Regions from separate parts of the Mus musculus genome. Here region 2 is linked to region 1. The links are chromatin contacts, found by POLR2A ChIA-PET in ENCODE. All regions are on one chromosome and are shown on one strand. Each heading gives the region's core, a stretch centred on a gene start or an enhancer-like site at or near the end of the contact. The rest is flanking DNA. Distances are from core to core; before and after follow the strand shown. Region 1 holds the start of Abtb2 (ankyrin repeat and BTB (POZ) domain containing 2). Region 2 holds the start of Nat10 (N-acetyltransferase 10).

What was found. ChIA-PET counts read pairs that join two places held with the same protein, here RNA polymerase II (POLR2A).
Region 2: POLR2A ChIA-PET joins it to region 1 with 15 read pairs in Patski. The contact joins the promoter of Nat10 here to the promoter of Abtb2 in region 1. POLR2A ChIA-PET finds 5 or more read pairs at or near these places in 3 of 5 experiments (Patski and embryonic stem cell).

What each region holds. Positions count from the first base shown.
Region 1 is chr2:103,563,653-103,571,609 of GRCm38, forward strand. It overlaps Abtb2 (ankyrin repeat and BTB (POZ) domain containing 2), which reads left to right and starts at 2,658. Exons shown (of 17, transcript NM_178890.3): 1 at 2,658-3,957. The coding sequence starts at 3,075.
Region 2 is chr2:103,757,530-103,765,486 of GRCm38, forward strand. Nat10 (N-acetyltransferase 10) reads right to left here and starts at 3,741. Exons shown (of 29, transcript NM_153126.3): 1 at 3,520-3,741; 2 at 142-264. The coding sequence starts at 249. Caprin1 (cell cycle associated protein 1) reads right to left here. Exons shown (of 19, transcript NM_016739.3): 19 at 5,416-7,957.

The sequences.
Region 1 (7,957 bases), core at 1,408-3,907:
TATATGCAGAGAGAGAGCGCACTCATATACATAAATAAATAACTCTTTAAATTGTGCCATGCAGCCTTATATATTCGCCCACTAGCCTAAAGTTTATCATACTCCAACTTTACCTTCACAGTGACCTAGTCAAGAGGACACAGTAGCTAAGATAACTGCTAAATTTGTCAATGATGATCCACAAACTTACCTAAAACTGGGCCATTCTTCAATGCTCAGACTGTAATCTACCTTTCTCATAAACAGTTTGACTTATATTTAGATAGCTCAGATTATAATCCCTCACTTTCAAGGTAAATTTTAGGGCATTTTGTACTCTAATTTCCAGATTTTTTTAAATTTATGTTTTAAATAACAAAATAGGGGATTTCACCCAAGGATTACCTAAAGCTACTTCCTTTGTATGATTATTGGCATGAACAATCCTAGATCTAGGTGGTGTATGTGTGTGTGTGTGAGAGAGAGAGAAAGAGAGAGAGAGAGAGAGAGAGAGAGAAAGAGAGAGAGAGAGAAAGAAAGGTGTTTGTGAAGGCCAAAGGTGCTGGAGTTACAGACTATCCAATGTGGGTATTGGAAGTTGAACTTGGGTCTTCTGCAAAGGCAGTATGGACTCTTAATCACTGACCTACTTTTCTGGCCCAATGCTTTAAATTAACTTCTAAATTAAAAACCTAAGTATGTTCTATAGCTTGTGAATGGTTGATGTATCTTCTAAGTATCGTTTAATGTACAGAGCTGCTCTTTCTTCCCTCGATTTTCTTGCTATCTCTTAAAGAAATCCAGTTATTTGTCTAGGACCCTTGTGGGGCAGTTTAACACCCATGAAAGTCCGGGATTTCATTCTTGGTGTGTTTCTCTTTTTATCCTCTTTTTGGGGTTTTGTCAAAACCCAGGCTGGCTTCAAGTCAGCCCTCCTGCTTATCTCCTCGGTCCTGAGGTTACAGATATGAATAACCACATCTATATCCAAATTGGGCATGTTTATCTTTACATTTTAAGTCATCATGTGATTTAAATACACCAATACAAATATCCCATATTTTGTGTAAGAAGCACTCCAAATCACCTTTTTAGTTAATGTACCTTCCCAGTCAGCCTTTTGAAGAAAATGAACAAAGAAAAAAAAAAATTACTTCCTCTGGATATCCACTAGAGGACGATATTTCCTTTATTATATTTCTCATAATGGGTATTAAATCCATCAAACGGTTTTTCGTGTTTTCTGACAAGTTGAACCTCTAATTTAACTTCTAATTTCGCCTCTATAAAATGTGACTCTGTTAATTTGATGACTTATGCCTTGCACAGTACTTCCGTCCTTGACTCTGTTTCCAATTCTATGGCATCAGGAGGCAACGTCTCATGTACCCCAGGAAAGGAAAAAATTAAGTAAAACTGCCAAATAAAAAATCGCTTTATGGGGAAAGGGATCATTAATTTAAGGAAAGAGACAAACCAGACTTTTCTAGTTCGTATCCAACTCACGGCCCAAGGTCAGAACTGTAAAGTACAGCACAAAGGAGCTATTCAGGAGCTGGCGAAGAGGACTTGGGACGAACGTTGTGCACAATCCGCGCTTTGATTTTGCAGTCCTGCTGGAGGGGGGCTGGTGCACGCTTGTGCACGTGCGTGTGAATAGTTATGGAGGAGCAGCTGGTCCTCCGAGAGCTGGGCGTGGATCTATGCAATCAGTAGCTCTCTAGCGAGCCGCTTGGGGTGCACCTGGGCGCTACTGGAAGGACAGCAATTCACTGTACCCAGGAGGCACCGAGTCCCGAGGGGGAAGAAGACCTGCGGACCCGCACATCATGCCAGCAAGTCCTTAAAAGGGAACACCTGCATGCACGAGGTGTTCAGCGCAGGTCCTCGTTTTTCATCTGGTTCCTTGCAGGCACTCCCTCCCACCTTGGACAAAAAGGATCCGCCTGATAGTACACCGGTAGGAGGAAAGCCGTTCATTCTTTAGGTTTGGACTCCCACCTCCTAGATAATCCTTGGAAAACAGTGGACTGTAACAGTGGATACAGGGGTGTGATCACAGGCCTCTGAGTGCCGGGCTATTTTCAGGTCCCAGTTTAAGATAGTCTGTTTCGATTGGAGCCTAAAGTCAATATAAACAAAACTAGATAGATCTGAGAAGAGAAGCAGAGGTGCTCCCCTGCCCTCCAAACATAAATAGCTTTTCATTTCTCAAAAGAGAAGGAGGAGGGGCTTGGTAGAAAGTCGACAAGAAAGGTGAGTCGGGTCTCCTCCCAGTTTTCTTTTCCTACTGCCCTGGGCTGGGTGCTCACAGCTTTACAAGGAGCTGCCTGCCTAAGTCTAAAGCATAGAAGGCGGGAAAGGGACAGCACATAGGGGCTTTTCCTTTTCGTTTATCTTTTAATCCTCAGCGCTGGGGCCTGTTTTCGGGTTCCCCCGGCTTTCTGGGTCTCTGCGCCCCACCTCCTTGCCAGCTCGCTCGCTTGTTCTCCCCACCCAACCCCCTCAGCCATACCCACCCGCTACACCCCATTCTCGGTGATTTGCATATTTCCCGCCCCTCTCGGAAACCATTGGCATAGCCCTTGCCCGGCGTGGCTGATGATTGGTGAACCGCCCGGGTGTATTTGCATGCGGGCCGCTCCAGAGGACCTATCTGTGTCTGTAACCCGCGCCCCGTAGAAGTTTGTGGAGCGCTTTCTCAGCGGCTGGTCCCAGACGGACCTCGGGCGCCTCGCTCTTCGGTGGCCGCCCCGTTTTCTCGGGATTCTTTCTGTGGTGATGGACTCTCCGGACGCTCTGTAAGGGAAGCTGAGAGCTGGCGGCGCGAGTTCAGAGGAGGAGGGCTGGGAAGTCCGTTCGCTGACAGCGGCGCGACTGAACGCGGACGGCGTCGGGCTCCGGCCGGCTGAGAGCTTCGCCTACCTTCCCGCGGCCTGTGCGCGGGCGATGCTGCGGCCCCGAGGCGCGGCGCGGCGAGCACGGAGGGCGCCTCCGAGAGCCTAGAGCTGGTTTCCGCCCCCTTCCCCCGGGGCAAGTGGGCATGGAACAGTGAGAGCCCCTCGCTCGGCGAGGCCGCGCGCGGAGGCTCCCCCATGGCCGGGACATACAGCTCCACATTGAAGACTCTGGAGGACTTGACCTTGGACTCCGGGTATGGGGCCGGCGACTCCTGCCGCTCGCTCAGCCTTTCGTCTTCCAAGTCCAACTCGCAGGCGCTCAACTCTTCGGCGCAGCAGCACCGCGGGGCGGCCTGGTGGTGCTACTCCGGCTCCATGAACAGCCGCCACAACAGCTGGGACACGGTGAACACAGTGCTGCCCGAGGATCCCGAAGTGGCCGACCTCTTCTCCCGCTGCCCGCGGCTCCCGGAGCTGGAGGAGTTCCCTTGGACCGAGGGAGACGTGGCCCGGGTGCTCCGCAAAAGCGTCGGCGGCCGGAGGCTGCCCTCGTTCTCCGCCGAGGCTGTGAGACGCTTGGCCGGACTCCTCCGCCGGGCGCTCATCCGCGTGGCCCGGGAGGCGCAGCGCCTTAGCGTGCTGCACGCTAAGTGCACCCGCTTCGAGGTGCAGAGTGCGGTGCGCCTGGTGCACAGCTGGGCGCTGGCCGAGAGCTGCGCACTGGCAGCGGTCAAGGCGTTGTCCCTCTACAGCATGAGCGCTGGGGATGGGCTGCGCCGCGGCAAGTCGGCGCGCTGCGGCCTCACTTTCTCCGTGGGCCGCTTCTTCCGTTGGATGGTGGACACTCGCATCTCCGTGCGCATCCATGAGTACGCGGCCATCTCGCTAACGGCTTGCATGGAGAACCTGGTGGAGGAGATCCGGGCCAGGGTGCTGGCGAGCCAGAGCCCAGATGGCGGAGGGGCAGGAGGTGGAGAGGTATCCGCTGAGGCCTTGGAGATGGTCATCAACAACGACGCCGAGCTCTGGGGAGTCCTGCAACCCTATGAGCATCTCATCTGTGGCAAGAACGCCAATGGTAAGCACGAGGGGGGTGTGGGTGAAGGGAACCTTGACCTACAGGCTGGGTGGGCCACCCCAGGAGTGGATTTTCTTAGGAGCAAGCTGTGAAGTGAACCACCGGAATTCTGGGAGAATTCTTAAGTGGAAATCTTGTCAAAGGTTGTTTTAGGTGTCTAACTTTTGAGGATAAAGTTGTGGTTAGTGTTCTGTTGACTGTACACTAATTGAGTGAGAATGGGTGCGTGGACCAAACTACTCCTGAACCCTCTAAAGTGAGTCTTGCTGCCCTGCTACGGTTTTCCCTGTTAGTTGGATCTCTAGGAGTCTATTTTCACCTCACCATAGGTAGATTGTGGTTCTTCTGGTGTTGTCTCAGCACTGTGGCAGCAAGCAGCCCAGGGGTCTGTACTCTCAACACCTGAGCCTTGGATAAATGGGATGGGTAGATTAGAATGGAGAGCCCAGTTTCTGGTGCTGCACCCTGGGCTTAATGGTGCTCATAGTCAGGCCTCTTGACAGGAGGTGGAGGGAGAGCTCCCAGCTCTTAATACTATGTGCCCAGAGGTGAGGGAAACCAGAGACTCTTGAGTCTGCTTCCCAGAAAGAGCCACACGCTGGCTTCTGGGGCTGAATTTTCCAGCTGTCATTAGCCAAGTAAGCATTTGATTAAAACCTCATGTTAAATTAAATGCACAACCTTTTAGGCTTTCCTGAAAGGAAAGATGACAGGCTCAGTAAACCGCATTATGGGAATGGAGTGTGGGGGATGGGCAGCTGCACGGCGCGGAGTCTAGAAAACTAAGCACTGGGTAGCTGCACCCCAACTGAAGGCATTGCAAGGCTTCAGAGCCAAGGGTGAAAACAAAGCACTTGCCGTTTGCTATGGCAGTTTAGAGCACGACATGCATTCAACAGCAGACTGCTTATCTGACACCAGCTTCAGGGGTGGCCACCATGTATTATTTAAGATGGACCAACCTTATGGTCCAATTGGAAGGGTCACTTTGTGTGCAGCTTTCAGTGGCAAATAAGCAGGTAATGGAGGAGACCAGGTGGATCCTGGAAAGGGAGAAAAGTCAAATTAGACGTGGCTTAACATACTCATGGTAGCTAAACTTTAGAACAATGTGGCTTAACATACTCTGGATAGCAAAATTTAGAACGATAAAATGTAGAATACCAGTAATAGTCACTGTACTTAGCACTCTGTATATGATGACCACTTTTATAAACTAGCCAGTGTCTATTGGCAGTGTGAAACTGTGAACTGTGTGTTTAGGTTTCTGTCCCCATTTTCTGCATACAACCCCTAAAATTCCTGGAATCTCCAAAATGAAAATATATTCTTGTATGGCAATGACTAAGTAAGAGCTTGCTACCTGTAGGTAGTTTCAGGGTGGGGATTAGTCACCAGAAAGAATAAAGCAGTCTTTAAAGGGTTAGTACCTTCTGACTTCTATCCCCAGCCTCCCACAAGAGGGGTGAGGCAAGACAGAAGGTTAAATTGATGATCAATCAATGGCCAAGATTCTAATCAATCATGCATGTATAATAAAGTCTTCATAAACAAAAAAACAAACTTCAAGAGGAGAAGTTTCCTGGTGCTTCTGGGTAGCTGAACACCAGAAGGACAAGGGACTCACCTTCCTTCTTATGTTGTCCTGTGGGGGTCTTCACCTGTGGCCTTGTAACCTTTATAAATAAGCCAGGAAATAGATAAGTGCCTCCCTAAATTCTGTGAGCCACTCTAGCATACTAAATCAGAAGAGGGTATTTACAGCCAGTTGGTCAGACTTGTGGCCGGACTGACCTTAAGAATAAGACCTGGGGTTATCTCCTCACAGTGTCAGGGTTTAATTGAGTTGAACTAGAGGACACCCAGCTGTGTGTGCTTTGACATGTTTGTGTGTCAGTGGAGGAGATAGAAAAAATACACACTCTGTGTTGATTGTGGTGTGAGAACAGATAAATGCTTTGTCTTTTCAAGGTATAAATTGCCTATAGTGTTATCCCCGTTATACAAAGGGGCTCAACATTTTAGTCCCTTGCTTAGATTGCACAGATATTAAATAATAAAACTGAACTTTGCTTCTGGCATGCTACACAGCATTGTTTCGTCAGACTTCAATGAGAGCAGCTGACCTGCTAGGCCCAGTGTGGAAGACACTGTATTTACTCGGTGTAGCTTATTTTGATATTCCTTGTCTTGGGTTTCATTTCTGGCACTAACACAGGACATTCTTGGAATGAGAATATTTGTCTTTCAGTGTTCCTGCTCTTAGGTCAGAGTTGAGGTCAATCCAAGAGTTGATGATGTCACCACTGATAATCATGCTTCATACTTTAAATTTGTGGCTTCAGCACTGGGAACACCAGTTCCAGGAGAGGAAGTGGAGGGCAAGGGGATTTCCATCCAGTTGTCATAGCCCAGGGGAAAGAGTTCTGTACCAAGGGAGGCCCTCAGTATAGTGGGGCCTGGACCAGACCTGGGGAATAAAGCCTCTTGGGGAAAGGCAGGTAAACCCTAACCCCATAAGCCAAATTATACTAATGTTGAGCACACAACAAAGCCCTGCATGTCCTCAGGCTCAGCCAGAGCCCAGCATGCTGAATGCCTTTTTCTGACTGCAATCCAAGGCTTAGAAGAGTAGCTGCCTGTTGGAGTACCTGCAAGTGCAAAGTGGTCAGAGATCGGTTCTTCTAAGTTCTCGCAAGCAAAGAGCATTGCTTACAAAACCACTTGGAACTTCTTCACTGGATAGTGAGGCTTTTCTGCCCCCATGACTTGACCTTTACCTCACACCTTCAACAGGCAGGAATACTTCCTTTCCCTAGGATGCTCAGCACCAAAGTGTCTCCCTCTGAGTTTGCTGGTCTCTAAGGCGAGGCAACTGTTGTCGTCCCCTTCGTAACTTCGATGCCCACTTCTCGTACATAAAAACTAGGGGGTGGTCTCACTAACCAGCGACTAGGCTGATTTATTAAATCCCCTCAGACAGTGAAATGAATGTTTGTTAGAGAAGCAATGAATTGCATATGTTGGAAAGCTGTCTTCAGAGAGAAGCCTAAACCACTTAGCAAAGAAAGAAGAGTTCCAAACATTTTTTATATTAAAGTGGCCCCCAAGCCAGCAAGGTTACAGTTTATACAGCTGAAGACCGAATGGGGAATGCCTACATATGGGAAGGGAGAGTGCTGGTTGGTATTCTTGTCCTGCTGGGTCTTCCCTTTAAATTATATATGTATTGTTGTTATGCTTGCTAATTACACAGCATGGGCACATGCATTTGACTCAGCTATAGAGAGCTCTTAAACCTTTAATGTCTTCCAACAAGGAGCTTAAGAGCTCTAGTCCATCTATTCTAGTCCATTACTCAGGATGCCAGACAAATATGGTTTTGTTCAGCCTGAGATGGATGATAAAAGTTCTGTAGTGTTTATAAAATAGGATCCCAGCTCCATGGAGCAGCAGGAGTTACACGTTGTTGATCATTTGGTATTGATGTCTTGGATCCCAGGGCGGAGTCATTAAACCCTGAGATCTTCATGACTTCCTTATGGGAAGCAGAGAAACCTCTTTAACAGAGTGGTATTCATAAACAGGGGACTGGCAGAAAATAGAATCATCTCTCTTCCACTCCCTCCCTCAGTCCTCTCTTTCTCAAGGAACTCTGTGTGCAGGTTTGATTCAGAACAGCCTTTCTAGGTTCCTTCCTGACCACTTTTCATACTAAGATTTCATGAGTGATCCTGGTCTTTGAGAGAATTCAATTTCTTTCTTTCTTTCTTTCTTTCTTTCTTTCTTTCTTTCTTTCTTTCTTTCCTTCCTTCAGTTAAGTGGTGGGATAGTGGTGAGAACATTCTCATTCAGAGCCGTCTGTGGAGTGTGTACGTGCTCTGTCACAGTGGCAAATGTAAGAGTTTAAGGCCTACCTCTATGATGGACTTGGGGGCAAAATTCTTAATAGTTCAAGGCCTCTGTTTTGTAATCTGTAAAATGAAGGATAATAATACCT
Region 2 (7,957 bases), core at 2,491-4,990, 190 kb after region 1:
ATACGTCCCCACTATATATTCCACCAGCAAAGAGGTTACAATGACTCTGCGCACTGAAACCCTACAAGGCCGAGCTAACTAGCCAACTCATTGGGACAGGGCACAAAACAACTGAGGAAGCATTTAGCAGGTCTGTCTTACCTGATCTTTTCCTCGATCCCCAACTACAACAAAAAGAGACCTCTGCCGCTCAGCTACGCCATTCTCAATGAGAATTCGAATTCGGTTATCCACCTTCTTCCGATTCATGATGAAAAGCTATCACTAACACAGAAATAAAGGAGATACAGATGAACCAAATACTAGAAAGGTTTCTGTATTACATCCAAGTAAGTGGCACTGGCTGGCTGCCCTATGTGGGAGCTGTGCTGGCATGTTTATAAACCTAATTACAAAAATTACAAAATCTGAATCTTCAAACACCACCACAGGAAAGACATAGATCTGTTTTATAATCTGCAGACTAGAGAGGTGACGTGTTCTGAAGCAGGAAGGTCAACAGAAAAGTGTACTTAGTATCTCCATCAAGGAGTTTAAGAAAAATTAGGAGAGGCACAAGCAGAATGACTTCAGTGAGTTGGAGGCCAGCCTGGCGTACCTAGTGAGTTCCAGGACAGCCAGGGCTACAGAGAGAGACCTTGTCTCGTTCTCGAAGAAAAAAAGAAAAAGAAAATCAGAACAACATAGTAAAATTAAGTAAATAAAACTAAGAATGATTAAAACATATAATGGTATCTCTATAGACCCCAAAGAGTAGGAAGATAAGAGACTTTAACAGAGTTTGATGTATCCCAGGCTGGCCTTGAACTCATTATATAGCCAAGATGACCCTAAACTTCGGATCCTCCACTTCCCAAGTACTAGGATTACAGGGAACTGCTCAAATTACAGGTGTATATCACCACAACAAGGTTTTATGCTATTCTGGGAATCAAACTTAGGGCCTTATGCATGCTAGGCAAGCAAGCAGTTTACCATCTGAGTAACATTCCAGACCCTGTAAATACCATTTTGTATACATACACAACACATGGGGGGGGGGGGCTTAAAAAAAGTAATTTCTGAATAGTGATTTTTATTTTGACTTTTGTCTTTTATGGTTTGGTTTCCGTAAAATTCAAATGTGTGGTTAAAGGGCTCAGCAGGGAAAGGTTCTTGTTGCCAAGCCTAAGGACCTGAATTTGATCCTCAGAATCCACATGGCAAAAGGAAAGACTTGCCAGGCAGTGGCCGTATACACAAGCAGACCCTTCCCAGGACGGGGATCCCTAAAAGTTCTTCTCTGGGGCTGAAGAGATGGCTCAGTGGTTAAGAGCACTGACTGCTCTTCCAGAGGTCCTGAGTTCAAATTCCAGCAACCATATGGTGGCTCACAACCACTCATAATGAGATCTGCCCCGCCCTCTTCTGGTGTGTCTGAAGTCAGCTACAGTGTTCTTACATAAAAATAATAAATAAATCTTAAAAAAAAAAAAAAAAAGCCAGGCGTGGTGGCGCACACCTTTAATCCCAGCACTTGGGAGGCAGAGGCAGGTGGATTTCTGAGTTCGAGGCCAGCCTGGTCTACAGAGTGAGTTCCAGGACAGCCAGGGCTGAGAAACCCTGTCTCAAAAAACCAAACCCCCCCCCCCAAAAAAAAAGAAGAAGTTCTTCTCTGACCCCACACAACACACACAATTAAAACATAGTAATAATAATAATAAAAGCTTAAATTCATATGTTACGTATAAAATGAGAGAAAACAAATATTTCTGATTCAATGTGTTTCTTTGGGTGAGAAGCCACACTAACGGCTCTATACAGGTGATTTTAAAAAGTACCATATGGGTTATTGGGTGTACAGTAGTACAATATTTGCCTAGCTGGGGACCTAAACTCAATTCCTCCAGCATTTAATAAAATATAAATGTTATCAAATTACCTATAACAAATAGGCCCCCCCCCCCAAAAAAATTAAGACAATCAATCACACTCCCCCGGTATTAGAGTGTCAGGCTATGTGTGATTTTAAAATTCAGGAACCTGTTGTGCTTTAAACAAAACCTCCTTCCCTAAACATAGGCTTTAACAGGTCTTAACACAAAACAGTATCACAATAAATGGCGCCTGTTTAGAAGGGGAAAGCAGTAAAAAAAAAATCTAGTATCCCAGGCTGGAGAGATGGCTCAGCACTGACTGCTCTTCCTAAGGTCCTGAGTTCAAATCCCAGCAACCACATGGTGGCTCACAGCCATCCTTAATGAGATCTGACACCCTCTTCTGGTGCGTCAGAAGACAACTACAGTGTGTTTAGATATAATAAATAAATAAGTCTTAAAAGAAAAAAAAATCTAGTATCCCAAGGCACTGATGTAACAAATAGACTTTACACTGGGATCTACCCAAGTCCAAAGCAACTCAGTTTGTAAGCTTTATGTTGCCAGCCACATAAACACCTACAAAAAATGAATGGGTACCTAATGTTAACGAGTCCAGCTTAATTGTTAAAAGTCTTATCTTGTCAGGCAGTGGTGGCCCACGCCTTTAATCCCAGCACTTGGGAGGCAGAAGCAGGCGGATTTCTGAGTTAGAGGCCAGACTGGTCTACAGAGTGAGTTCCAGGACAGCCAGGGCTATACAGAGAAACCCTGTCTTGGGGGGGGGGGGGGGGGGGAGTCTTATTTTTTGTTATAATAGGAGAGTCTTAGAATTAACAGGTAAGGCCCCTGAGTACAAGCTTTAATTCTAAAAAGTACTTTTAAAAGTAGATGAAATACAACTACACACAAAACTAATGTAAAATTAATGGCCAGAGTGAGGGATCTGATAACGATCTAAAATTACTGGTTCCAAGAAACGTTTAATACATAAGGAAAGCATTATTGGAAAGAGAAAATAAGATGAATCGTATTGGGTTTTGTTGTTGTTGTTGTTTGCTTTGTTTTGTTTTTTCAAACAGTCTCACTATGCAGACCAGACTGGCCTCGAGCTCCAAAAAATACTCCAGGCTCCACCTTCCAAGCGCTGGAATTAACGGTATACGCCACCACAACCTGATCGACAAGTCATTTTCATTCGGCTGTATCCATTCTTGTACACACAGCACCGGGTACTAAGCATCACGAGGTGCACTGTCAAATGTCCTGACTGAGACAGCTAAATAGTGCAAATAAACTGGCATACTGCAGTATTTAAGAGCAGAATATCTGGGACTAAACCGCGTTAGTTCAAAGCCTACCACTGCTACGAGGAGCCGAGTTTCTCAGAAAATAGTTTTGACACCAACCCATTCTCTCAAAGAGAGAGAAGAAGCCCGAGTGTGGGAAGGAGCCACACTCCCGGAAAGCGCTCGAGAAGCCAGCCCCGCATGTCAGAGTATCCCGGACCAGGAACGTCTGTCTGTAGGGCAGTCCAGGCGAAGAGTCCGAAGATACAGGCACCAGCCGGTACAGAAGCTTCCGTACTCGAGCCAGCCCTACCGGCCAGTGAAAGACCCAAACGCACATCTCAACATCCGACCCAGTCCCTTGCAAAGAGTACCTGCGCCCTGCTCCGGCCGACACCAGGCAGCTGCACAACGGAAGCACGTGAAGACACCGAGTTGCTACCCAGGCTGACCAATCTGCTGGAGAAAATTCTACACAGCTGAGCTACGCCGGGGCCGCCGCTGCACGTGAATCCGCTTAAGTGGCAGACAGCACGTGGGCAAGTGCTCAGAAGGGAGGGGACCACTACAGCTATGGGACCTTCCATGGCTTCGACGCTTAGTGATGACGTAAGAACACGCCGCGGATCTCCGCTACGCTTGCGCACTAACTCCCGGCCGCCATTTCGCCATTTGCTGCGGGTAACCTGGCTATGACAGGCGGAAGTAATCGTTTAGATATCCGGGTGTCTCGCATTTGCCGTTGCCACTGGTACAGGAACTCGTCCACTGTTGCTATGTTGAAAAAAACCTCTATAGCAGGGTTGTACAAGGCAATAGCTGTTGCTAGCGTAGGTGTTGTTTTATCGACCTCCCTACTTTTATATGAAACTAGCCCAGTAATTGTTTAATTCATCTTACTTGAACCTCCATCCGGCAGCAGTCTGAGAATGTCTGTAGACTTTGTACCAACGATCGTGGCCGCGGTACTCTGCAGGCTTTTCTTACTCATGCCAAGTGTACTAAAAGCCCAACATTGGGTCTCAAAGCTCATCCAACCACATCCACAAGGATACCCGTAAGTATGTCTGCTTTCCTTTTAGCATGAGCCACGTGAAATCGGTTTATCCTATATTTTTGGGCACAAGTTCTGTTATCTAAAACGAATTCCTTCCCCAAATTTACGCACCAACTTCAATATCAATCTAAATTTCAATGGACTTTAAAGACTTCATGATGCCTAGCCATATTGTTTTAAGTCACCAATACAGCCCTAGACTTAATACTAAGGTTCTAAATGCACTTAAGAAAATAAAACTACCAGTACTTTGTTATAATGGGCAGACAAGTCCTATAAGGTGGTGGTGACACAAGCAAAACACAAAACTTAGAAATAATGACCCTTGTGAGTACTCGACTTTTTTTTTTTTAAAGGAACCAATATAGGAAGAGGACAAAAATGGGCAAATAAGGCTAGTCGATTCTGCTTAAGTAGCCCAGATATGGTATTTCCGTTGTAATGAAAACAAAAAACTGGAATTTTGGGAACAGAGATGATGGCTATGATTACCTTAGTCACTGCAAAATCTGAAACCACCAGGTCAGGATGCAAACGGGGGCAACTGCCATAAGATAGTCAAGATTTAGAATGATAAAGTAGTAGGGCAGGGGAAGGGTAGCCAGTGCTAGATGGCTGAGCTGTCTATGCTGTGGAAGCATGTGATTTTACTGAAGAATATAAAGACAACAAAGACAGCTTCCAACTTACTGCCAACTGCCCCTATCAAGTAGTTGGACTGAAAATAGTTGATGTAGAATATTCTCAGTGTAGAATATCAAATGTGCTTGAGAAGATGGGTATGGGAATGGAACTGCACACCTGCAGGTTTAGAGGGTTTTGGAGACAATTCTCTTCCTCCACCTTTGTCCCAGGAGTCAAAACTCTGGTCTGGGTTGACTTCAAGTGATGATAGCTGCAGAGCCATTTCACTGGCCATTTAATATTCAAGCACTTTAGTGTGACTTTTGAATTTGAGGGGCTTGGGACTTAGGTATTTATAGACAAAGTAACTATAAAGAATTAATATTCAGAACAGCTAGGCTGGATTTGGCCACCTGGATTAAGTAAAACCAGAGATGAAACCATCCTTGAAGGCACAAGATACTCCGTGGTGACAGGGAATCTGAAATCCTTTCACCACTTCCAACTTACACCTCAATTTCTGCTGAAGAATGATGCACTTTCTGGATTACATTTGCCCATAAACTTTTGTTCTAAACACTGCAGTGAAGATCTTTTAAATGGCAGTTTTATTAGATGACCCACTATTCTGGCCACCCCCCCCCCAAAAAAAAACAATACACACCATTTTAAAACCTTCAATAGCTTCCAAATGTTGAGACAAAAACTAAACATGGAAGAAAACTGCCCTATCCAGTTTCCCCAGACAGATCTTGCTAATGCTTAAACAAAACAGGAGTCACTGGAATACAGGTCTCTTGACTCTTTTATCCAGTTTGCCACTCCTCACTCATCCTTATGTCAGCTGAATTATCTTTCAATCAAGTCTTTCCAGATCATACCGACTAAGTCATATATTTATCATTAACCACACAGTTGAACCATGCCACTTACTACACACATCTGGGGTCACTCCAGTGTCTTGAGGGGTAATTTTTTCACCACTGAATAGTTAACACTGGCCATAATGCCAAGCAAGAGATACCCAAATGTGCTAATAAATTTCAGGTTGTCTCGCTAAAGAGATATAGTATTTAGAGGAAATTAAGACTTACAAATAAATATACCAAAACCTGACTTTAAGTTTTAAGTACATCAGGGATACTGCTATTTTCAATGCCAACGGTGAAGGATCAAGGCTATGCAGGAAACTGCTCAAGCTTCACAACAGACTATTAATGTACAGTGCTAACATACAGTAGTCTAGCTTTGTTCTTAAAAAGACCAGACCCAGAATTGTTTCTTCTCTCTTCAAGGAGCACTTAAGGAGTTTTCCTTAGGGTGTATGCAACTCACAGGCTTTGCTATAAACAATCACATTTTCATATAATTTAATCTAATGAAATATACAACAGTTTCTAAGTTTTTCCAGAATGTATATAAATTCAAAATAGTAAAGGCAAAGCTTAATTTACTTTTTCTGTTAACTTATACTCGATAAAACTAAAGTACTTAATAGCTCAAGTCGGATGGATGCAGGTTGAGAGCTTAAGGTTGAAATGAAGGGTATGATCAGCCTAAGCTACAATACCCTATTTCCTTAAGTAGATGAAAATTTAACAAAACAAATTGCCTGGCACATATATGAAGCTGCTTAACTACATTCTGCACTTAGAAACTGGTTGTCTGCCAAGCACCTTAGTGAATGAACCTGAGAATAAGCATGCATCTCCATGTCTCCTTGAAGTCTCTATACAATAGCATATATATGAATACATATAGAGACAAAAGAACTATAGAAGTTAATTTACTACAATCATTGGAAGGTCATGTTTTTAATATCAAGATACAATGATCAAAAGAGGAGAAAGGATGAAAAAAAATCATCTTTTTAGGAATATTAAGGCCCTGGTAATAAAATGGCCCTAAGCAAAAAGTCATCAATGGCATGCTACCTGGGGGAGGGGGGGGCATTATACACGTGGTATCTAAACATACTGTGAATTGTGCATGTACAAAAGATTTTATAGTCTTACTACACTAAGAGACATGTAGGACCATCAGTTCCCTGTACTCTGGTAAAATACACACTTGACCAAACAAAAGGTCTTCTGCCTCTAGACAAGCATTTGCATATTATAGAAGATACTGAGTAACAAAGACTCAGATCTTAAGGAAAAGACTTTAGCAGTTCTCTGTCCAGTGAGGTTGCTTTTAAAACAGTCTTGAATGCAGACGTTAAAACTCACTAGAACTGCAATGGTAGAATGACAGCTAATGATATGTTGCTGTTGAAAGGAATAAGCAACTTAAAAAATAAACAAGTCAAACTACAAACAACTTTTACACCTTCTGCCCTACACTTTGGGTAGAAGCCCGAAACGTGAGACATTCCCTGAATTCACTTCAGAACTCAAATTCAATACTAAACTTATTTTCTTCAATTTTGCTTTCTTACTATCATAAAATTATATTCTACACACGTAACACACCATCTAGGGATTATCCAATAAACCACAAACATTTTATCCATCCCAATAAAATACAATTAACATATGGTTGTGGTACATCCCAGGTAGTTGTCTTTTAAAGCACACAAGTGTAGGTGCTGGCAAAATAGTCTTGGCAAAAGTAAACAGATAACCCTTCCAATATGATGTACCATAACCACACATGAGAAAAGTCAAGAACTTATTTTATTTATTTTAAAATAAACATTGAAGCTTCCCCATTATCCACCACCCTACAAAACTTTTGAATGTGGAATGTTCAACAGCCTCAGCAGTTTTAGTAGGCTACAAAACCAGCAAAAACTCCAGTTGTCTAATGATGAATATCTGAGAATTGTTTTGAGTAGCTGATACCGGCTTGGAAAAAAAAAAAAAAAGTTTACAAAAGGCTAAAAGTAAAATTTAATTTCTGTACAGAAAATAACATTAACTTAGCCTTTGTGTTACCAAGTGGAATTATTTCTCCATGACATAAAATGGAATGGGACAAGCAGCATTCAGTTCATAGGCACGCAGAGCTAGTGCTCAAACTGCTAGCACAAATTCCAACACAGAACATATGGCTAAGTCACTGCTAACCTTTCCATCTCCAAACTGTCTACTCTCTATGCACCTAAGGCAAAGAATCAACACTTTGAACAT